2 separate regions of the Mus musculus genome follow, and region 2 is linked to region 1. Evidence: chromatin loops called from intact Hi-C (ENCODE). Cell type or tissue: heart. All regions are shown on one strand. Links, peaks and the distances in the headings refer to the core of each region. The heading gives the core; the rest is flanking DNA.

The links. A loop is a pair of places that touch in the nucleus more often than their neighbours do. Peaks named below come from ENCODE experiments on the same cell type or tissue, not always from the same donor. Only the 100,000 strongest peaks of a DNase experiment are listed, where the experiment ranks them.
Region 2: it touches region 1 in a loop (3-fold over the local background); 2 of 42 quality-filtered maps call a loop at or near these places.

Annotation. Positions count from the first base shown.
Region 1 is chr10:78,119,029-78,131,206 of GRCm38, reverse strand. It overlaps Gm47922 (a long non-coding RNA gene), which reads left to right. Exons shown (of 4, transcript XR_003948914.1): 2 at 1,755-1,955; 3 at 6,935-7,021; 4 at 9,546-9,886. Among named protein-coding and RNA genes, the nearest start is that of Gm47922, 13 kb to the left of the region's middle. In heart, for the core only: no CTCF peak of the experiment used is centred there; a DNase peak (open chromatin) is centred at 6,966.
Region 2 is chr10:78,064,550-78,076,727 of GRCm38, reverse strand. It overlaps Icosl (icos ligand), which reads right to left and starts at 7,360. Exons shown (of 7, transcript NM_015790.3): 1 at 7,193-7,360; 2 at 5,449-5,567; 3 at 4,637-4,990; 4 at 2,728-3,021; 5 at 1,374-1,523. The coding sequence starts at 7,203. Gm51775 (a long non-coding RNA gene) reads left to right here and starts at 6,253. Exons shown (of 3, transcript XR_003948913.1): 1 at 6,253-6,268; 2 at 8,787-8,853; 3 at 9,055-10,768. In heart, for the core only: a CTCF peak has its summit at 7,028 (motif pointing left); DNase peaks (open chromatin) are centred at 7,057, 7,457 and 7,997; H3K4me3 peaks cover 1,828 bases; H3K27ac peaks cover 1,364 bases; H3K27me3 peaks cover 1,134 bases.

The DNA of each region.
Region 1 (12,178 bases), core at 5,555-8,054:
TCTTTTTAAACCTGGAAAAGTTGATGAGTTAGGCACCTTCTCGGTGTGCTCAAGTGCTTAGCACTTTCAGTGAGACAGTTATGGGTGTTTAGACCAGTGGTGGAGGGAGGTATGCGCTGGGCCAGCATGTGTCTTCAGGACAAGACCTCAGGGCAGCATACATGGCTGCTCTCTTCTATCATCTGACAGAGATGGAGGAGGTTCCCAGAGTCCTCACTGATGGCTGGCATACACTCTCAGGGGTACCTCATGACATAGCGATGCTTTACCACAATACAGAACTTGGGTGAGAGGCTGGGAGCTTGGGCTTGCTATGTGCAGAGCCACACCCATGAGAAAGCAAGCTGTCAGATGAGGGAGGGGTGGGGGACTTAGATTGTGGCATTTCCAGTGACTCTGTTGGGCTGAAAGAAGGAAGGTTCCAGACAAGAGCTCAGAAGCAAATGAAACCTTTCACATTCTGGTATGTATCCTAACTATAGTGTCCCACAGCTAACTCCTGCCTTCTGGGCCCAGGAGACACCATCTTTCATCCTCACCTCCCTGTGGGGTCTGCCAAGGCAGGCAGGAGGCTACACCACAGCCCCAAGTCAGAAGGATACAATTATGGCTCCCTGGCCACAGATGCCACGTGACAGAACTAGAATCCAGTTCTCCTTGGGAGGTTGACAGCACTGGTCTTCCATCCAGGGTCAGGGGTCAGGAACAAATTGTAGCCTTGGCTGCTCCCTGTCCCCCACCCTGGAGAACTCTCAGCATGGATAGCAGCTATGAACCCCGCAACTCCCATCCAGTGCTCCGGTAAGAGACCTTCTGTTTCGATGTTCTCGAACAGGAGCAGAGAAGATACCACCTTGCCAGGTGCCAGACTCAGGACCAGTGGGCACAGGGCAAGGCCACCCCTCCCTAACATCTCTGTGGCAGCCAGGCCTATGGTGCAAGTGTGTTCCTGCCAAAGGTTCCCAGGCCAGGGCTGGAGTTTCCCTGGGTGGGGAGAAAGTCAGTCCAGAATCACAAAGAGGAAACCACAGTGGGAGGAGAGGCTGTGGAGCTGGCAGGGACCCTGGGGACCCATATCACTTTCTCTAAAGAGGCAGAGTCCTCCCTGTGCCCAACGCTCTTCCTGCCAGCACTTCCTTCAGAATATTTCCACTACCCATCTCATCCCCACTGGTCGTGATCTCTGAGTCCAGCCTCAGGGCAATGGAGAGAGCCATCTCTGAGCCTAGCCCCAGGGCAATGGAGAGAGCCGTCTACTGCGTTGATGGGGCCTGATGGCTCTCTTTCCTTCTCAATTTTTGCAGTCCCTAGATGCTGGTATTCCCAGAATTCCCCCAGTTTTCCGAGCGTTGTACATGGCCAGCCACTTTTTTTGTACTGTGTCCCTTGCCCCATTTTGTAGGGACTAAGCGTGAGTGCGCATGCAGGTCCCAGCTTCTCCGGAAGGGGTATGTGTTAACTCTTCGCAAATCCCTTTGAACGCCCTATTTCCCAGCTCCCGAGGGCTGTCTGGAAGCCCCTCTCAGCTGGGAAACAGGAGTCTCCTGGCGCTGTTCCCTCCTGCTGGCTTCCCTGTGGCCAGGCCCTGCCTTCTTCCACACGTGTGAGGACAAGCCAAGAGTGTCGGCCAGCTGGAGCAGAGCCTAGAGCCTGGGACACCTAAGGAAATGGGTCTTCATTCCCTGCCTCCCTGGGTCCCTGTAAACTTTCATGCTACTAACAGCCCTTACTCCTTCCCTCCTATTCCGGTGTAGAATGCATAGAGGTACCACGGTGTTTTGGGATGCAGTCCTCCAGAGCAAAGCAGCGGCCATTCTCCACAGGTGTCTGCGCCTGCGTGCAAGCAACCATCTCTGTAGGGTCTGTTGACTAAGGATGCTTCCTCATAGAAGAAGCGGGTTGAGAAGCTCTTTCGATGCTCACCTGAAGTTCCAGCTACTTGGCCCCAGCCATTTGTAAGCAAATTTGCCCTAATTGGACGCGGCCTAGGGGGGTTCTAGAGGATATAGGAGGTTATTGGAAGGGAGCTGTCTACGAAGCCGCGGGAAAGCCAAAATCCATGATGGGAGTAGAATTTCCAGTGTTCCTGTTTTGGGGTCACCCATGTTCTGTCAGTAAGCCCATTGATTCCCCGGGGTGACTTTGGTGGAATTGTACTTTGCTTTGTTGTTGGGGGCCTTATAAGGAGGTTTATAAACCTGTGGTTTGTTTTGTTTGAGACAGGGTGACGCTACCTAGCCCTGGCTGTCCTGAACAAGCAGTGTAGACCAGGGTTGCTTGGAATTCTTTGCCAATTTCTTAATCAGATCACAGTGGAAACCACTCAAGGGTTGGTGGTCTGGAAACCCCAGAGCCAGAACCAGGAGGAAAACCCCAGTTCAGGTGGCCAGGAGAGGGAGAAGAGGAGGGAGGGGCACAGCCAGGCACATAGAGGAAGGGTTTCTTAGCTGGCCAAGTAGGAGGGTGACTGGGGAGAGATCAGGAGAACTCCTGGCAGTCCTACTGATTCGTAGCTGGTTATTTTGTCATGGAAACACTTTTTTTTTAAAAAAATTTCTTCTTTCCTCCTTTTCTCCCTCTCTTTCCCTTCCTTCCTCCATCTCTCCCTCCCCCTCTCCCTTCCTTCCTTCCTCCTTCTTTCCCTTCTTCTTCCCCTCCCTCCCTCCCTCCCTCCCTCTCTCCTTCCCTTTCATCACCTTGGCACATCTCAATGTACTACTTTAATTTTGTGTGTATTTAAGCACATGAAGATGCACGTGCATACATGTGGAGGCAGGACAGCCTCATATGTCATTCTTCTGGTAAAAAGAAAGAAAGAAAGAAAGAAAGGAAGGAAGAAAGAAAGAAAGAAAGAAAGAAAGAAAGAAAGAAAGAAAGAAAGAAAGAAGAATGTCTGGTCCTGGGTGTAGTGGGGGAGAAGATTTACTGTAGAGATGAGAGTATAGTCAGAGGCAGGGACATCTGGGAGAGTCCAGAGAGGACATGGCCCTAAGCTGGGTCACCTGGGAGATGAGGGGGGAAGGGAGAGGCAAGGGGGAATCTGGGGCGGCAGCCAGGAGGCCAAAAGGTAGAAAGAAGTTGGTTAACTGGAATGGTTGGATTATATAATGAAGAACAGACCAGCCCCCTGGGCTGGAGAACCTTAGGGTAGAGGGCAGGGTGTGCCAGCCAGGAGGGCTGTGTAACAGATAGGGACTGATGGGGTGCAGGGAGAACCTGGGGCCAGGTCTGCTTTGATATGGTAAATAGGCACCTCAGACATTTGTCCAGGATTTGAAACCTAACAACATCCACTTTTTTTTATGTTTATTTTTATTTTTTGAGACAGAGTCTCTCATTGGTCTGAAACTTGTCACGTAGGCTAAGCTGGCCAGCTGGCTTTTGAGACCCAGGGAGCTGCAAGAGCTTGCCTGTCTCCACTTGTCTAGCACTGGGATTACAAGCCTGTGCCACCAGGCCTGGGTTCAGGTCCTCATGCCTGCCAGCTGCTCACTTCTCACCCTGGTGTACTAACTGTAAGTGGGCAGCAGAACCCTAACCCAGCGTGGCCTCGACATGAGAGCTCACAGAACGTCTGTGAGAGCTGGGAAGACAGGAGCCCCTGGCCCTGCTGACCATCCTTCTGCCAAGTTAGTCTGATAAGTTCCATCCAGACTGTGTGCTCTCCGGCCCCAAGCAGACCCACCCACCCACCCTTCCTGTCCCTGGTCCTTGTTTCTGAGTCACCTCCAGCCTGAAGTAATCCATTCCGACTTATCCTCTCAGGAAGGAGGTTCACAGAGCGGAGTCTGATGGGTCACAAAGCTGAGTGGGTTTTTTTGTTTTTTTGTTTTTTTTGTTTTTTTCTGTTGCCTGGACAACCGTAACACATTGCCCAGTGCCCAGGACCAGAAGTTTGGCTTTTATGAGACCTCTGGACCATCCTCCTGGGAGCTGCCAGCAGGAGTCTCCATTACTGTGCCAGTTACTTGTCTTGATGCTGGAGCAATTACCTAACAAAAGCTACACACGGAAGGAAAGGCTTGGCTCATTCTGAGGGTGTAGTCTATCCTGGGGAAGGCTCAGTAGCAGGAGAGGGAGGTGGCTTGTCCTGTTTCCTTGAGTCAGGAAGCAGAGAAGTGCCAGTGTCCAGAGAATATCTTGTGTATTGTATGGATGTATCACCTGTCAATTAAAACACCTATAGCTTATAGGAATGGAGAGAGTAGAAGGTGGGGCATCCCAAAGGCAGAAATGATTCTGAAATAGAGCCAGACTTGAGAGCCAAGAGAGATGTGAGGAACACAGATGCGTGGCATCTGAGCAGAGGTAGCCAGCCATGTGGCAGAATGTAGATAAATGTAAATGGGTTGTTTTAAATTATTAGCTAGTCAGGGAAGGAGCCTAACTGTATGACTTGGGTATTTATAAATATATTTCGAGTCTGAGGCATTATTCTGGGAGCTTGGAGCTGGGAGGGAAGCAGCCAGTCATACAACAGGCTGGTGTTCAACTCCTTTTCTCCTTGTTATTCAATCCAGAATCAGGCCCATAGGATGGTATCACCCATACTCAGCGTAGGTCTTCCTGCCTCTTTAAATCTTTCTGGAAAAGCCCTCACAGAGACACCCAGAGATGTGGTTCTATGATTATCTTAAATCTCATTGACAGTGAGATTCGTCAACCCAGCTCCCCCCCCCCCTTTGTCAATCTGACACCCAAACACGTCATTTTCATTTTTATGTGTGTGGGCGTTTAGCCTGCATGTATGTCTGTGCACATTGTATGTGCTGTGCCTGTGGAGGCCAAGGGTTTGCGCTCCTTAGAATTGGAGTTAACAATGGTTGTGAGCTCCCATGTGGGTGCTGGGGATTGAACACTGGTCCTCTGTAAGAACAGCCAGTGCCCTTAAACCCTGAGGCATTGAAAGAAAGATGAAATTTCAAGACCTGTAAGTCATAAAAAGTACTCAGAAATTGCTGGTTATTTATGAGCCTAGAGGCTGCCTGGGGCTGAGAAAAAAGAAAAACAAACCTGGGTATGCCCCGTAGTTAAAACATTCCTGGGAACAGCTTAACCTTAAAGATAAAGAGGAATGTGAGGACATAACAGGGCTACCTTAACTGAGTCAACAACTCACAGAACTCTGACACCCTGCATGTACATGTAATTTTTCTGCTGATGTTTGAATAAGCCAATAGTGTGTCACTATGCTGAATTCCACACCCCTAAGCCCCTCACCCCATAAAAACCCCTAGCTTTCAAGCCTCATGGCTGACATCCATTATCTCCTGTGTGGGATGCATGTCGGTCCGGAGCTCCATAATTAAACGACCTCATGTAATTACATCAAGATGGTCCTTTGTGATTTTTTGGGTGCACACCGAATCGGGAATTGAGTGGGGGGTTTCCCCGCTAGGTTCTATCATTTGGAGGTTCCACCGAGATCTGTGTGACACCCAGGAACCCTGAAGGACCCCTTGGAGGTACGTTTGTTTGTGTGAGTCTTGTATGTTGTCTGTTGTCTAAGTGTGACACCACTGAATTTGTGTCTTGGTTTTCCAGTTCTGAGATTGTGGGTTTGAGTCCCACCTTGTGTCTTGGTTTTTCAGTTCTGGTATTCTGTATTCTGGCAGCTGCCACTGTGGACCGTAAGGACCTAGTGGCTGCGGGAGGAAGACTTCTAAGGCCCCATAGGCTATGACCTTGGAAGACGTTCCAAGGGTGACCCTGGAGGAAGTGCCCAGGGTGAGGGACAGTCAGAAAGGTCTGACTGTCATCTGGCAGAGTGAGAAAAATAAGGTGCTTTTTCTTCCAGAAAGGGAGTCGATGTGGAATCCGACCCCTGTCAGGAAGGGTGTTGATGTGGAATCCGACCCCCGTCAGGAAGCTGGTTGTACAAGTCCAGGCGTAGACGAGTGTGCTCAGATATACTGGTGTCTTTTTTTCCTCTGTTGCTGTCTTGTTTTTGTTTGTGGTTTTCGTCATGGGACACAGATATCGTACATCAGAGGTAAAGTGGAATCCCTCCCTGCCTTCCTGTCTGTATGTCTGTGTGTCTGTCTGTCTTGTTCACTTGTGTGTCCTCCATTAGACCACCTTCTGATTCTGTGTTGCTTTTGGTTTGTCTGGTTTCAAGTCTGGTTTTGGTCCCAAGGAGTTGACTGATTATCTTGGTTTGGTTTTAGGCTGGTCTCAGGTTCTGGGGGCCTTGCTATGGAGAGAGGTCCATTTGGGTTGGTCGCAGTGACAGTGAGACAGGCCACAACGTTGGAGGATGCTCTGGTGTCAAGCTGGGAAGTTGGATCTGAAACAGTCCTTTTCAACCCAGCAGCAGCTATGGTTCAGTATATGCCTGGAACAGATAGTGTCAGGCTTCTCTGGAAATCGCGTGTAAGACGTCCTGTATTGGTCTTGCTTGTGTTTGTCATTTCTGTGGTACTGTGATTCTATGGTGGTTGCCTGAAAATGGTTTCTGTGTGTGTCTTGTGTGTCTCTTTGTGTTCAGACTTGGACTAACGACTGACGACTGTTATTAAGTTATGCCCTCTGGAATAAGAATCCTGTCAGATCCCTATGCTGACCACTTCCTTTCAGACCCTCAGCTGCTCTGCCTCCCACTCCAACTCCAGGGAGCAGCCAGTGGGTCACAGTGGTTCCGCCCATGGACCTGGAGCCTAGGGAGAAATGAGCTTGGAAAACCCGGAGCAAAAGAGGGGTGGTCCCTGAGAAGTCAGTGGCCCTGGATGTTGTGGCTGCTGAAGAGAAAAAGAAGAGGCTGTGGGAGTAGCTGGCCAAGAGCGCAGCAGGTTCCCTGGCAGCTTCTCATTCCCCTGTCCCTTGCATCCCGTCTCTTGTCAACAGAAAAACTGCTTTTACTTTGAGATATGAGTGGTCCGGTACAGCCAGCTGTGAAAGCTGCACTCCCTTCCCTGCCTAGTGTTTTCTCTTCTAGGGTGACCCCGCCCTGAACTGCTGGCAGTGAGTCTGTTCCAAGCTCCAGTGAGGGGGGGCATCTGCCCACTTGGGGCTTCTGTCCAAGGTAAGGAGCACCTGCGAATCTAACTGCCAGGCTCTGATGGGGGTCTTGTCTCTGTGGAACTAGAAAGTGTCCCAACAATCTGACCGAGGTAACAGGAAGTTACAGAAGTTAAAAGAAGGACAGGGTAAGTCGATAAGAAAGTGCAGAGGAGGAGAAAGAAAGGAAGGGTAGAGGTCTGCAAAGAAGTGAGCTAAGAGCAAAGCTTCAGCAGACTCAGGAGAGATAGATGACAGTGGCAAATAGAGAGGTTAACAGTGAGGAGAAGTAAAAATAGAGATGAAGGAGGTTAGAGAGGTCTGAGATGAGAGAGATACTCTGAATGAGAAATATTTAGAGGAAGAACCAGTAAATAAGAGTCAGACAAGAAAAAAAGTTGAGGAAACATGAGGCTGACAAAGACAGAGACCAGAGTCAGAATCAGAGATGTGCAGTGAGAAAGAAATATAAACCAGGGTAGAGGCGAACTATGAGAGAAGATAAGTGACAGAATATAGATGTGATAATTAGATAACATCCAAAGGAAGCAAAGACAAGGAGGGGGAACAAAAGATAATATATAGAGAAAACATTATATGAGATCTCCATTACAGTTAGGAAACAGCAGCAAAGAGAGGTAAATAACAAAGACTAGAACCTAGCAAAGTGGCACATGCTAATAATGCTAGCACTTAGAAATGATCTGTAAGAAACAGAAAGTCAGGAAATTAAAAAGAGATAAGAGAAATGAAATGCTGGCCACAAGAGTCAGGAAAATTAGAAAACTTAGATAGTACCTGGCAACAAAAGAAAGCTTTTGGCTAAAGATCAATGTGTTTACTGTAAAGAAAAAGGGCACTGGGTGAGAGACTGCCCCAACAAAAAGAAGAGGAGCCCCCCTCATGACCAATCCTTTCACCTGTTCGTGGCTAAAAGTGAAGAGATAGCAGAAGGGGTGCTAACACAGAAGCTGAGTCCTTATAAGAGGCCGGTGGCCTACCTGTCGAAGCAGCTAGAAAAGAGACTGTGTTTTATATTCCCCCACTGACCAGTGCAAAACAAGTTAGAAAAGTTCCTGGCCACTGCAGGCTTTTGCAGATTGTGGATTCCAGGTTTTGCTAAATTAAAGAGATAAACAGCCCTTCGTATAGAGAAATAAAGAACAACCTTGGATGGCCTTGGATGCCATTAAGACTGCCCTAATGTCATCCCCAGCTTTGGGCCTTCTAGATGTGACTGAGAACAAAGGTATTGCCAAAGAGGTTCTTACTCAGAGATTGGGACCCTGGAAAAGACCTGTGGCATACTTGTAAGAAATTAGACCTGGTGGCTGTAAGATGGCCTGCTTGTCTGCACATAGTGGCTTCTGGGCAAGGATACAGATAAATTGACTCTGAGACAAAACTTGGCACATGCCCTAGAAAGTGTGGTTCAGCCCCCCCCCCCCCCCACTGACTAACGCTCTTGAAAACATTATCCAACTGTTCTCCTGACCGATGGACACATTATCAGAACTTTTTTGTTGACTGAACGAGTGACCTTCACTAACCTACTGTTTGAGACTTCACCTACTCATCACTGTGTTGACATTCTGGCAGAAGAAACTGATACTCGAAATGATCTGAAGGATCAGATCAGCCTTGGCCTGAGAGTTTGAGCTGGTACACAGATGGCAATAGCCTCGCGGTTGAAGGTAAGCGGAAGGCGGGGACAGCAGTGCAGTGGTGGACAGAAAGCTGAACTTGTGGCTTTGATACAAGCTCTATAAATGGCAAAAGAGAAGTCTACACTGACAGCAGGTATGCTTTTGCCACTGTACGGAGCAATATACAGACAAAGAGGGCTGTTGACATCTGCAGAGAAAGACCTAAGATGCTGTGGCTAAAAGAAATCAGATGGCAGATCTAACCACCAAACAGGCATCCCAAAGAGCAATGATCATGACAGTCTGAAGACTATCAAGTTATAGACAAATTAAGACTGGTAAAAGAAACCCTGTATAGAATAGTAGAAACTGAAGAAAGAAAACTAGTCCTCCCATGGGAAGACAGACCTGAAATCTACTGGAAAATAGACTTTACTGAGAAAAATATGTGTATGAATACCTTCTGTTTTTTGTGAACGTTCTCAAGATGGATAGAAGCTTTTCCCTGTAAAAATTAGACTGTTTAGATAGTCATCAAGAAGATTATTAAAGAAAATTTTTTCCAAGGTTCGGAGTGTCAAAAGCAATAGGTCAGATAATGGCCCTGCCTTTGTTGCCCAGGTAAGTCAGGGTGTGGCCAAGTATTTAGAGGTCAAATGAAAATTATATTGTGTGTACAGACCTCAGAGCTCAGGACAGATAGAAAGAATAAATAGAACTCTAAAAGAGACCTTGACAAAATTAACCATGGTAACTGGCACAGACTTGGTGCTCCTTCCCCATGCCCTACTCTTTTTAAGATCCTTTATGGGGCTCCTATGCCCAGTACTGTCTAAAAATGATGTGTTTAAACTTACATGTTGTTATAATAATGATCTGTATGCTAAGTTAAAAGGCTTGCAGGTGGTGCAGAAAGAAGTCTGGTCACAATTGGCTACAGCGAACAAGCCGGGTACCCCAAAGACATCTCACCAGTTCCAGCCAGAGATCTGATCTACGTGCTACATCTGCGTCATGCTGAGACCCTCAAGCCTCACTAGAAGGGTCCCTGCCTAGTCCTGTTCACTATCCCTTCTTATTCTGTTTTTGTTCCCATGCTAAAAATAGAGTAAATGCAGTACAGCTTATGATCTTCCAGCGTCAATACCAACCTATAGTTAAGATAGAAAAAGAGTATGATTTCTATCCTCCACATAGAGATATAGACTTCTGAAATTCTAAGATTAGAATTACTTAGTAGAAGAGGGGAATGAAAGAAAGGTGAAATTTCAAGACCTGTAAGTCATATAAAGTACTCAGAAATTGCTGGTTGTTTATGAGCCTAGAGGCTGCCTGGGGCTGAGAAAAAAGAAAAACAAACCCGGGTATGCCCCATAGTTAAAACATTCCTGGGAACAGCTTAACCTTAAAGATAAAGAGGAATGTGAGGACATAACAGGGCTACCTTAACTGAGTCAACAACTCACAGAACTCTGACATCCTGCATGTACATGTAATTTTTCTGCTGATGTTTGAATAAGCCAATAGTGTGTCACTATGCTGAATTCCACACCCCTAAGCCCCTCACCCCATAAAAACCCCTAGCTTTTGAGCCTCGTAGCTGACATCCGTTATCTCCTGTGTGGGATGCATGTCGGTCCAGAGCTCTGTAATTAAACGACCTCATGTAATTACATCAAGATGATCCTTTGTGATTTTTTGGGTGCATTCCGAATCGGGAATTGAGTGTGTGTGTGTGTGTGTCGGGGCTTCTCTGCTAGGTTCTATCAGCATCTCTCCAGCCCACACATCACTTTAAGCAATAGCATTCTACCTGGCCCCTAAATTCTCCATCTCATAGTGTAAAAAAAAAGTACATTTCGCCCAACTTTAGAAGTGACTGGAGTCTTTAATGGACTCAGCAATGATCGAAAGTCCAAAGTCTCTTCTGCAAGAGCCTATAAAATACATGTTTTAAGAGTTGCACACTTCCATGTGCAATGGCACAGAATAAATATTCCCATTGCAAAAGACAAGACTGGGGGCCATGGTAGGAAATGTTAGAATCAAATTGAGACCTATATCTACCTGGCAAAGGGGACCCTTAGCTCCACAGTCAGCTCTGCTCGTGACAGGATCGGGTATGTTCCAAAGAATAAGCACTCTGGCAGAAATGAAGATGCTCTGAAGCTCCTCTTCCCTGCGCCCATCTCCTCAGCCACCGGACATTGAGACAAAGACCCACAAGAAATGGAATTTCTCCCAGGAATCTCTCAGGATGATGGAGAGAGAAGGCTGAATCCCTGTGCCAACCAGAAGAGAACTGATCTGCCAGGAAGAGATTTCACACCCTGTTAACAGATACTCAGACCACCTTTTGGGGAAAGGTTGGAGCCCAGACAATGGGAATGATGACTGGAGGGATCACACCTTGTCCAAGGCTGCTTAGCTGCCTCACCTTCTATGTAAACCTAAACCTCATGTCAGGATCTCAAAGATAGACTGTGGAGGGAAGGTCATTGGACCACTTTGTCCCCCTTCCCAGTGTGGCCACACTGATCAAATCTCTTTTTTTTCTGCTTTTCGCTGTGGATTTGTCTTTTCAGTTGGCCTGTTGAGGATGAGTAGCCAAGGCTAGTTTATTAGGGGCTATGACCCTCATAGGTCTCATAACAAGTTAACAAGTCATAGTGAGATGTCAAAGCTTTAAAATTCAGACTCCATTTTAGAGAACCTGACCTAAGTTTGAACTCAGGTAGACTAACAGGCTGGTATCTAGCATTAGTTTCCAAGTTGCCCTCCCCCAACAAAACCTGAGCCTAGCTCTAGTCTCTAGGCTAATCTGCAACAAGAGCAGAGTTTCCAGGTTACACCCCCAATAAGACCAGTGTCTCCAGGTTATTCCCTCAACAAACCTGCGCCCCCAGGTTACACGCCCACCCCTTGCCTAGTGACTACCAATGCAGAGGGGGACAGAAATTAAGTTTATGATATGACTCCCAGCATCAGCCAATTCTGTTAAAGGCCTCAGTAGCTTCCCAATTAGATGCTTGCACAAGTATTCCCTGCTTGCTGCTTACTATAAAGCCCCATAGACATTCAGGGCTCTCCCACCACCAAAACCATCCTTATGGTGGAGCGTTGGGGGCGGGGGGAAGCTAGCTGGAATAAAATAAAGACCCTGCTGTGAGTTGCATCAGATTGGCTCCTGTGTGTGGTTTTGTGGATCACTAACATTTCCCTGGCACAACATTAGCTTGGAGAAAAGACTTATTTGGTCAGCAAGTTGACCTCGGTGGAGAGGAGAGATTGAAGAGTCCCACACCCTTGCTGGTACCCTATTAGCCCAAGGGCTCTTCCCGTCTCCCTGCTCCCTGCTTCAGGAAGGAGATGAGAGTTTGGATTATGTTCTGGACTCTTGATAAGTTTTCTCCAGGCAACACACCTCCCCTCGGTTTGGGGCTTCTTCTCACGATTACTTCAGGGTGGGCGTTGGATTGGCTTTTCTAGGATAGAGGCAGAGCACAGCTGGTAGGGGTTGCCTGAGTCCGGTAAGC
Region 2 (12,178 bases), core at 6,010-8,509, 55 kb after region 1:
CCAGTAAGCAGCCCCCCTCCATAGCCTCTGTATCAGCTCCTGCCTCCAAGTTCCTGCCCTGTGTGAGTTCCTGTCCTGACTTCCTTTGGCGATGAACAGCAATGTGGAAATGTAAGCTGAATAAATGCTTTCCTCCCCAACTTGCTTCTTGGTCATGATGTTTTGTGCAGGAATACAAACCCTGAGACAGCTGTTAAGAACATTTGCTGCGCCAGGCGGTAGTGGTGGCTTAATCCCAGCACTTGGGAGGCAGAGGCAGGCAGATTTCTGAGTTCGAGGCTAGCCTGGTTCCAGGACAGCCAGGGCTACACAGAGAAACCCTGTCTCAAAAAAAAACAAAAACAAAAACAAAAAACAAAAAAACAAAACAAAAAAAAAGAACATTTGGTGCTCTTGCAAGAGGACCTGGGTTCAGTTCTCAGCACCACATGGTGGCTCACAACCATCTATAACTTTAGGTTTGGGGGATCCAATGCTCTTTACAGCCTTCTAAGGGCTTCTACACATACATACATACAAGTGAAAATATTTTTTCAAAAATGAAGATTCTGTGTGTCTCCAGCTCAGGAGCCCTGGCACAGCCTGGCTGAGGAGTGTTGTTCAGACACCACTGGTATTGGCCACAAACTGGAAACACACGGGTGGCTTGTGGGAAAGGAAAGAAGGGTCTGTCGGAGGCTGAGCCGGGCTGGGGGGTGGCACGGGGCTCTATTTAGCTTCCTCCACTTCCCGAGTCCTCCGAGGATTTCTAGACCTTCTAGCCTTAGAGCCTGCACTGTGGCCCATGTGTAGGATGTGGCGACTTTGCTACTTTCTGGGCCTGTCCTTGGAGTGCACAAGACTCCAGGTATATACTTGCCCATGACTTAGAAGAGAATCCATAGAAATGAACTATATCCAATCTCTGGGAACTGTCCTTTTGGGGTTTAAATGCGAGCCTGTGCCTTTAAAGGTTCGGCGCTCCCCAGCTCGTCCATCCCACCTCTGGATCTAGGATCCATCATCCTCTGGAGCCTGAACTGTGAACTTCTTGCCACTAGCTTGGCTCTATTGAAAACGGAGGGTCTAACCTCCTGGGAGGATTCAGGCTGTGTTGCTAAGTATGCGTATGCTTTTAAAATTGGATATTTTTTTTTTCATGACAGGGTTTCTCTGTGTAGTCCTGGCTGACCTGGAACTCACTCTACTGACCAGTCTGGCCTCAAACTCACAGGAATCCACTTGCCTCTGCCTCCCAAGTGCTGGGATTAAAGGCAATGTGCCACCACTGGCCTACTTTAAAATTGGATCTTAAATGAAATCTTTTCAAAAGTTTAGGAAGCTGTAGAAACCAATGCATTCATAGGTAAACGGTCAACAAGTCTCACACAAACCTGTATAGCTTCGGTGGGGACGCGTGCGTCTGTATATGATGAAGGAAACGAATGCCGCTGCCGCCAGTACAGCAAGGACGGGGACAAGGACTTTTAACTCATTATTGTGGGTTTCCTGTGGGTTCTTTGTGTTATTTCCAGTGAAACTTTCTGCAGGAAAGAGAAACTGGGCTGGGGGCGTGGCTCGGTGCAGTGCTTGCTTAGCATACATTAAACCTCGGGTTCACAGGCACCACATAAACTGAGCAGGGCCAAACACTCCAGAAGTGGAGGCAGAGAGAGGATCAGGAGTTCAGGAGTTCAAGGTCACCTTGGTTAGACAGTGAGTTTGAGGCCAGCCTAGGCTACATGAGACCCTGTCTAAAGAAAGGAAATGGGACCTAGGGTCTTTAATCCCAGCACTGGGGAAGCAGAGGCCAGCCTGGTCTACAGAGAAATCCTGTCTCTACCCAACCCACCCCCATCCACCCCCCAAAAAAGGGAAAGGGAAAATGCTCAAGACTTAAGGACCTTGACCGGAAAGTCTTTTCCATGGAAAGAAAGGGGCAGCAGCTTTCAAAAGGCTTCCGATTGTCACTGTGTGAGTCGTAAAAATATCAGGCTGGTATATGGGTGCTCTTTGGGCAAACTTTGTCCTACTATGAGACTTGGAGCCACTCTCCCCAGGCTTACAAGGGAGGGGTATATAAGAAATACAGGCTCTTCTGGAGGTGACACTCTTTGATGTTTGTACAACACACTGGTGCCCACTGAGAATGCCAGTATCATTACCGATGCCAAAGAAGACAGCTATTTACCACCCCACTGCACCCCAACATTCTCCCTCTGCGGGTCACCTATTTGGGACACTTTTTATTAATACAATCATTCTTCTAATATCTGGTGACTGGCTTGGTCCCTTAACTAGACTGGGACAGCTAAGGCCTCTGGGGAGAGTCATGTCTTTGTGGTCCATAGCTAGCAGCCAGGGCCAGCTGAATTCCCTGGGGTGGGGTGGGAAGAGAATGTGGGGAAGTGTCCCTGCATGCCTCCCTCCCTCCCCCATCCTGACCAAGGTCTGTGGCTGCTGAGGAGCCCCAGGGCCCGGTGCTTCTCAGTCCTCACTGGCTAAAGAGTTCAAGAATCGGCTGCTGCGGGTGACAGGCACACTCATCATTTGCCTGGACAGTGAGCATTAAGTTCTTGTGACAGGCCAGAGCAGCAATCACTGTCCCTGCCTTCAGACACCGAGAGCCTCCCTCATTGCCTCTCTCTGATAGGGATCATCTGTAAGGAGTCTGTTTATGACTCTGGACCTCACCTAACCTACAACCTGGATGCTCCCAAAGTCCCTACGCCCCAGCCTGGGCCTTACCTGCCTGGCTAATGCTAGTGATGTTCTGGTGGAGAGCCACATTCTCTACGCAGCACAGAACATCCCCACGAGATGTCCAAGGGAGCCTTAATGTGCTGATTACATCATACAGGCCCAACTTGTTCAAGTAGACAGTGTTATTCTGCAGAGCCGTGTCTATTAGGCTATTGTCCGTTGTGTTGATCCAATACAGGTTGGGCTCTGGGTAGCCATTCTTGGACATGCAGGTGTAGGTACGTTCCTGGCCCGGGTTGGAGCTATCAGAGGTGCTGATGACAGGTGTACTGAAGTTTGCTGCAGGGAAAGGAGGCAGCGGTGAGGGAGGCTTGACCAGTGGGGATGTCTAACCAAAACAAAGCCAGAGAGGCTCATGCTGCCTGTGGGGTGGAATGTCCCACAGATATAGATGGCTAAATCTTCACTGCTGATTTGACTGGACTGAAACCCATCTGTTCCAGATGCTTCTCTATGAGGAAGTCTAGAGGATTAACTGAGTTAACTTCCATCATGTACTGGGAGAATGGATAAGGAGAGAAAATGGGGGGTAGGAGGTGTTAGAGGGGATGGTTCAGAGCACTGGCTGGTCTTCCAGAGGTCTTGGGTTTGGTTCCTACCACCCACATGGATGCTCACGACCATCTGTAACTCCAGTCCCATGAGATTAGACTCGCTGTGGCCACCAGGCATGCACATAGGATACAGACAGGCATGCAGACGAAACACCCATACACATAAATGTTTTAAATGAAGAGAAAAAAGAGCTAAGAGCCAGGCTGCCCTTTTTCCCTGCAACCTTGTCTGCTGTGCACTGAGCAGACTCTGCTGCGTGCTCCTGCCACCAAATGGGCTGTCCTGACCTCTCCCTCCAGGATGGTCTGAAACAACTGTGGCACATCTCTGTCCCTTTGTTGTCTGTAGCAGGTATCTTGGACATGGAGCTGCAAAAGTAATTATTGCAGCTAACAGGAGTGGGGGTGGAGAGAAGGACACTGAGCCTGATGGGTAGTGACGGCCCCCACACCAAACTCCTGCTCCCTCATGTGGGGCTAGTTTTCCTCACTGGACACACATCTGCCTCCCCACTAAGTAGCCCCAAATCCTTGGTTGGACTAAAAGCCTTCCCCTAAAGTCCAACTTCATTTAGATTTCCAGCATCCTTTACTCCTTTCAGGTACACACATTTGAAAACGTGCTGGCTGGGAGGGCCGCATGTGCCCATGTGTAAGAGTACAACCTCTAATGTTGTTCCTCAAGAGCTGTCCACCTTATTTGGGAGGGAAGGGCAGAATCTTTCACTGGCCCAAAGCTCAGTAGGCTAGGCTGGCTAACCAGTGAGCCCGAAGGGTCCACCTATCTGCCTCCCAAGTGTTAGAACTAGAAATGCATGCTACTATGCCTGACTTTAGGTGGGTGGTGGAATTAAACTAAGGACCTCACGTGTATATGGTAAGCACTCTACCTAACGAGCCATCACCCCACCTCCACACTCCCCTATTAACTCAGTTCTCAGTATCTACTTTGAGTTGAATTAGCCAAATGAAGACAAAGATGGCTAAATGGGCGGTTCTCTGAAACCAGGACGTTATGGACTTGAGTTATGGACTCTGTTAAGATCAGAGCTCAGAGCTAGAGAGATGGCTCAGTCAGGCACTGACTGATCTTCCAGAGGTCCTAAGTTCAAATCCCAGCAACCACATGGTGGCTTACAACCATCTGAAATGAGATCTGATGCCCTCTTCTGGTGTGTCTGAAGACAGCCACAGTGTACTTATATATAATGAATAAATCGAAGAAGAAGAAGAAGAAGATCAGAGCTCCACAGATGCATAGAAGCCCACCACTGAATCTTGGATTTCCTCAGGACGAGCATCACACTGGGCTAAGCTAATCTCTGCTTTGAGAGTCTTACCTGCCACACGCAGCCTGACCACCTCTTCCAAGATCTTGACTAACTCTGTGGCTGTATTCATAAATACCCGGCATGTGAACTCCTGGGTATCCTGAGGGGTGACATTCTTCAGGTACAGAGAGAAGTTACCCTGCTTCATGGAGTCCAGGGACAGATGGCCCCTGTTCTTGTAGGAACTGTCCACATTGATCCCTGGAGACTTGTAAGGCAGGTAGTAAGTCACCGAAACTTCTGGGTTTTCGATTTGCCAATAGACATACAGACCACTCAAGTTGAAATGGCGTCTGTGGGGGTCAATGCAGCTGAGCACCACATTGCTGCCCACCATTGCACCGACTTCAGTCTCTGCAGAGGCTTCAAAGTGACACAATGTATTTACTTAAGATTCAAACACCAATCCTGCCTCAGCCCACCAAGGCAAGAAAGGAATTCATTACTAAGGTTCATTAGGAGGGCTCGTTAGTGTCTTGTAGCAAACTCAGGTGTGAGGTGCGAGCCTCCACCTAGTGCCAAGGTTGGTTCCCTCCCTGGCTTTGGCAGGCTCTCACCCTTAGCTCTCCTCAAAGGTGGCTTTTATGATTCACCATGCAGAGAGACCAAGAGGGGCATTCCATTGACCCCAAGCAAGAAATGTAAAGAGAAGTATAAAGTTTGGAAAAGCACTTCCCTTTCTGATTGCCAACCCTACATATCAACCTAGGTATGGGGATCCAGCTTTCTCCAGTGGGCCTCTGGGGAGGCTGTAGGGGCAGTGGCCAGGGCTTCCCTAATGTTCTGCATCTATGCGCCACACAGCATGCATCCCAACTTACCAGCACAGAGGCTGCTCAACAGCAGCAAGAACAGACCAAGACCAGAAAAGAACCCGCTAGAAACATGGAGCTTCTTCCAAACAGGCTGCCTGGTTCCCAAGGACACAAAACAGGGACACCTAGGAGAAATGTGAATTCCATTGGAGGACAGCTGGTTGGTTTTCCACTGAGACTTCAGAGAGCCCAACCAGGACCATACTCCCCCCTCCCCCAAACACAAATCCCCAGAGTCTAACAGCTCCCAAACTCAGAAAGATTTGTGTGAGGAGAAAGGGCTCTGAGAGTCCCTGCTTTGAGGTCTGTGCCCCCTCCCTGTGACCTAACCTTCTGTAGAGAAATGGTTACAAGCTGCATTTGAAGGAGATAGAGACACCTGATGGCCCCAAAGGAGACAGGTGAGAACCAGGACTGTCTGAAACCAAACTTGGTGGAATGCCATGTTCCAGGCCCTTGGTGATACACAAAAGACGGTGTCCTATGTATCTCAGCCTAGCTGCCTCCTTTTAGAGGTCTGGTTGGTGGTGGGAGTGAGGGGGGGGGGGGGAGAAGGGTGGTGGGAAGAAGGGCACTTCACCCTACTCTAAAGCAGTCTTGGATACTTTAGCCAGAGTTTGCCTAGTCTCCCAAGGCCGTCTGTTCTATGGAGACTCTCTATAGGGGCTAAGACCCTGCAGCAGGTCACAGACACTTCACAGTTGCCCACACACCTTTTATAAAACCTCACTCTCAGCCAGGCAGTGGTGGCGCACGCCTTTAATCCCAGCACTTGGGAGGCAGAGGCAGGCAGATTTCTGAGTTTGAGGCCAGCCTGGTCTACAGAGTAAGTTCCAGGACAGCCAGGGCTACACAGAGAAACCCTGTCTCAAAAAAACACCAACCAACCAACCAACCAACCAACCAACCAACCAACCAACCAAAAATTCTCCCTCTCTTTCAACAGCAGCCCTGAAATTCTCAGAAGATTGTCTCAAAAGAAACCCTTGGGAAGCCACAGGGAGGGATGGATGGACACACACACACACGCACACACGGGGGGGGGGGGGTGTCCCCAGGAATGATTAGTGGGCAAACCACAAACTCAAGCCAGCCACTGGCCAGCAGGCACTCGGTAGCCTGCAAGGTCTCCCCTTTTCTATCCCTGGAGACTCTGTGGTTAGGACACTTGTGGACTGAGGACCTCAGCAAGTAGCCAGTGGAGATGGAGTGTCTACGGTACAAGTGCCTGAGGGAAATATTTGCAAAACGCCGGAGCGCAAAACTGTCTCTCTCTCACACACACACACACACCCCTCCTACACACCTCCCACTTCCCCTGCCCAGTCTGGATCTGTGAGGGAAGTCAAGTGTACAAGGAGGTGTCCTGTCCCCATGCACTGGGTATCAGCTGGCCTTTGAGGTAACACACATCCTCCCTTCTGGGAAATCAACAGGGAGAAGGGCGGCGGCGGCTAAGCCAGTGCCCATGGCTGCTATGAGTTTTCACCTTCAGTACCGGCTCTTGCCCTTCCTCCGCCTACAGCCGCCCACGCGCCGGGGTCTGGTCCGCGGGTGCAGCGGGTTAGCCCTGCGCCGCCCCCTGCCGTCCAAGCCGGCAGGTCCAGGTGTGGCCGCTAGCCGTCCGGAACTGGGCACATCTGCGCCGGTACAGAGCCGCTGCGCTAGCGTCGGGCAATCTCAGTCCTAGTTCGGGTGGGTCCCCGGCTCCCCCACCCCACTCACGGGACACAACAGCGAACGGACTCACTTTAGCTGCATGGTGCGAGCGCAGACTGCGGGGTGCTGGATTTCGGACGCGGAGAGTTGCAGCGGCTGGGGTTCCGGAGCTGTTGGGGGCCACGAAGAACTGGGGAGCTTCCAGGCTTGGGGCGCTGAAATCTGGGGTTCTTGAGGCTTTGGCGGCAGGAGACCCGCTGTAACTGCGCTCGCTAGCGCTGCGCGCCTGGCTAATTGGGCACAGGCGGGATCCCGCCCTCGGCCCATCCCTCCGGCCACCTCCGAGCGGGGGTTGGAGGCGGGGAGCTCCGCCTCCGCTCTCCCGCTCCCGAAAGTAACCCAATCGGCTGCTGAGCAGGGTCGGAGACTTGGGCATGAGTTACAGGTGCCAGGGTGTGGGGTGGTTTGTGGATCCCGGCGAGGGCAAAAGGAGGGCCGGCTCCGGTGCGGCCGAAAGTCTGGGCACTGAGGCTTAGGGTGAGGGTGGGAAGACAGGAAACTCAGCCGCTGCACCCCCCACCCCCCCCCCCCCCAACGCTGCCCAGAACATTCCCGGCCTGGTCCCTGCGTCCCTCTTTTAGAGCCCGATGTTGGGCCCTGTCTTGTAGAAGATGAACCAAGGTTCAAAGCCCGGACCTGGGGCTGACCAAAGACCGTAGATGATCAGAAAACCTAACGACTAGGAATTAAAAAGTGAAAGCCAGGCGAGTGGGAGGAGAGAGGGGCCAGCAGGAGGGAGAAAGGGAGGAGAAGACGGGCTCCACTCTTGTCCAGATCTCCCATCACCCAACTTCGAAGGCTTGGTGAGGGATAAAGTTGTGGAACACAGAATGAAGTGTCCATTTTCTCCTCCAAAGCCAGCCAGACTTGGCAATCCTGTTCCCAGCCTCGTGCTCTCTGGCACTCACTCTGGGAGAGCCTTAACGGTTCATAAGCGTTGAGCCTGTGTCTAAGCTCAGGACTCTCTTCTCACCCCATTCCCTGCTCTCCCTCAACCCCCACGCCCCCTCCCCGCCCCACCTGCCAGTGAATTGAGAATGCGGGAGGCCAGGGAGAGGCAGGCAGGTGGATCTCTTGAGTCTGAGGCTAGCCTGGTCTACAGAGTGAGTTCTAGGACAGTCAGGGCTACACAGAGAAACCCTGTCTCGAAAAAGAAAAGGAAGAGAAGGTGGAGGAGGAGGCGGGGAGGAGGAGGAGGAAAGAAGAGAAGAGAAGAGAAGAGAAGAGAAGAGAAGAGAAGAGAAGAAGAAAAGAAAAAAGAAAAAAGGAAAAGAAAAGAAAAGAAAAGAAAAGAAAAGAAAAGAAAAGAAAAGAAAAGAAAAGAAAAGAAAAAGAAGCCGAGCAGTGGTGGCGCATGCCTTTAATCCCAACACTTGGGAGGCAGAGGCAGGTGGATTTCTGAGTTCGAGGCCAGCCTGGTCTACAGAGTGAGTTCCAGGACAGCCAGGGCTACACAGAGAAACCCTGTCTTGAAAAAAAAAGAAAGGGAGGGAGGGAGGGAGGGGGAGAGAGAGAGAGAGAGAGGAGAGAGAGAGAGAGGAGAGAGAGAGAGAGAGAGAGAGAGAGAGAGAGAGAGAGAGAGAGAGAGAAACTAAAAATCTCTGGCTCTTGGCTATCAACATCAGGGAGCAGGCCAGGACAAGCACAAAAGAACAGAAGAGACAAGCAGAGGTGGGGACCAGTGCGGCCGAGGTAAGCAGCCTGAGGGTGGGGGTGGGGGTTGGCCCTCCTGCAGGGAGGGGGGCTACCTTCTTCGTGTGCTAGGAAAAAACAGAAGTTATCAGAACTTGACCCCTGGGCTCTGGCAGACATAATCCAGGAGTCAACCCGGAGTCTTGGTAAGTACATCGCACATCGGGAGTGGTGGCCTCACTTGCTCTTCTCCCCCACTAGGTTGGCAGCACTGAGGACTCAGCAGAAGCCCGTGTTGGGGAGTCACCTTGGCATCAATTGGCAGATGGAGCCGATAGGGTACCACCACATCCTATGTTCCAACTCTCCTGGCCACAGGCTCCCCAGCTCTGGTCCACTCCACTCCAGCTGTACAACCCCCAGCACTAATCTCGAGGCTTCTCTGATTGGATAGGCCTGACTTGGCATCAACATCTGGGCCTATCACTGATGCCCAGGGGCCAGAACAGCGCCCCCATTGGCTGACACTTATGCCACTCCTTGCCTTGTGTCCTGATCCTCACTCAGCAGTTCTTCCAGGCAGGCAGTAGAGAGCAAAGGTTGAAGGGGCTTTTATGGCTGACCTGGACTATGCTATGGCTGGCAAAGCGGCAGGGACAGGAGCTCTGCAAAAATTAGTGCCCTGCACTTCCCCACAACATCTGGAATCCCAGAAAGCCAAATGCTGCTAAACAAAGGGACCTTAGCATAGTAAGGAAGTGATTTATATCTTGGCTAGAAATGGACACTAGGCAGAGTTGGGCAGGTGCAGGGAAGGAGCCCCTGGGAGCCTGCAGGAGACCGTGGCAAATACATGGCTGGGCTCAAATCCCACCTTTGCTTCTTGGAAACTATGCACCACCAAGTAAGTTACCCAACACTGATGGAAGAATGGTTCTCAACCTGTAAGCCGCAACCCCTTTGGGATTGAATAATTTGTTTACAGGGGTCACCCAAGACCATCAAAAAACATAGATGTTTATATCACAAGACATAACAGTAACATAACTTCAGCTATGAAGTAGTAACAAAAATAACTTTATGGATGAAAGTCACCACAACTTGAGGAACTGTATTAAAAGATCGCAGTGGTTCAGAGGTTGAGAACCATTGCTGTAAGATACTAAGATTCCTCATGAGTTAATGCACACCCTGAACTGCACAGATCACATTGCTGTAAGATACTAAGTATTCCTCATGAGTTAATGCACACCCTGAACTGCACAGATCACATTGCTGTAAGATACTAAGATTCCTCATGAGTTAATGCACACCCTGAACTGCACAGATCACATTGCTGTAAGATACTAAGTATTCCTCATGAGTTAATGCACACCCTGAACTGCACAGATCACATTGCTGTAAGATACTAAGTGTTCCTCATGAGTTAATGCACACCCTGAACTGCACAGATCACATTGCTGTAAGATACTAAGTGTTCCTCATGAGTTAATGCACACCCTGAACTGCACAGATCACATTGCTGTAAGATACTAAGTGTTCCTCATGAGTTAATGCACACCCTGAACTGCACAGATCACATTGCTGTAAGATACTAAGTATTCCTCATGAGTTAATGCACACCCTGAACTGCACAGATCACATTGCTGTAAGATACTAAGTGTTCCTCATGAGTTAATGCACACCCTGAACTGCACAGATCACATTGCTGTAAGATACTAAGTGTTCCTCATGAGTTAATGCACACCCTGAACTGCACAGATCACATTGCTGTAAGATACTAAGATTCCTCATGAGTTAATGCACACCCTGAACTGCACAGATCACATTGCTGTAAGATACTAAGATTCCTCATGAGTTAATGCACACCCTGAACTGCACAGATCACAACAGATACAGACTTGTGCTTTGGTTTGATTTTGAGACAGGATCTGTTGTGTTTTATAAAAAGAACAAAAGAGAGGGCTGGAGAGATGGCTCAGAGGTTAAGAACACTGACTGCTCTTCCGAAGGTCCTGAGTTCAAATCCCAGCAACCACATGGTGGTTCACAACCATCTGTACTTATTTATAATAATAAATAAATAAATCCTTGTGCCAGAGCTCTCAGGGACTGAGAGAGCGAGCAGAGGTCCTAAATTCCCCAGCAACCACGTGAAGGCTCACAACCATCTGTATAGCTACAGTGTACTAATATACATAAAATAAATAAATAAATCTCAAAGAAGAAAGAAAGAAAGAAAGAAAGAAAGAAAGAAAGAAAGAAAGAAAGAAAGAGAAAAGAAAAAACCAGGATATGTTTGGTAGAGGCCCAGTATGCTGAGGTGGAAGGGGGTGCCTCTGTGCATCCATGCTGAGACACCCCTTCCCTGAGGTACCAGCCATGCAATGGATATAGTATGGAATAGAGTTTATTCAGGGCATGGGGAGGGAAGTTGGGGGAGTAAAGACAGAGAAAGGAAGAGAGAGAGAGAGAGAGAGAGAGGAAAAGGAGGGGGAGGGGAGAGGAGAGGAGAGGAGAGGAGAGGAGAGGAGAGGAGAGGAGAGGAGAGGAGAGGAGAGGAGAGGAGAGGAGAGGAGAGAAGAGAAGAGAAGAGAAGAGAAGAGAAGAGAAGAGAAGAGAAGAGAAGAGAAGAGAAGAGAAGAGAAGGAAGAGTGGACAGCCAGGAACAGGTGGAGAGATGGGGGAGGGGAATGGGGAAAGAAGGGACAAAGAGTGTAAGAGAGAGGAGGGGGCAAGCAGCCCCTTTTATAGTGAATCAGGCATGCCTTCCTGTTGCCAGGTAACTGTGGGGTGGAGCCTAGAAGGAATGCTAACAGGATCACTCCTGGCTGGCCTCTGGTTATCAATCCTCCCACCTCTGCCTCCCCAGTGCTGGGATCACAGGCATACACCACCATGCCCTGCTTGCGCAGTATTTTAAGGCAAACCAAGAGCCAGGAGACTTGACAGAGGACAGCATTGGCTTTGCTCTCCACGGCATCTGTTCCTGGAAAGCAGGATGTGGGATGGCCGATGGTCAGATGTGAGAACCAGTAGGAATTATGTTCCTGCAGACTTGCAAGCGTGATGGAACAAAATGTGGAGTGTGTAGCCGGAAACTTCTAATGGATGCTTCTAGCAGGGCAGCTTGGCCTTCACATACCTTGATGGTTTTTGTTTATTTGTTTTAAGAAATGGGAAAAAATAGCTGGGTAATAGTGACATCATATTTAATCCCAGCACTTGGGAAGCAGAGGCAGGCAGATCTGAGTTTGAGGCCAGCCTGGTCTACAGAGTGAGTTCCAGGATAGCCAGGGAAATTGGAGAAGGAAGGGAGGGGGGAGGGAGGGAGGGAGGGAGGGAGAGAGAGAGAGGGAGGGAGGGAGAGAGAGAGAGAGAGAGA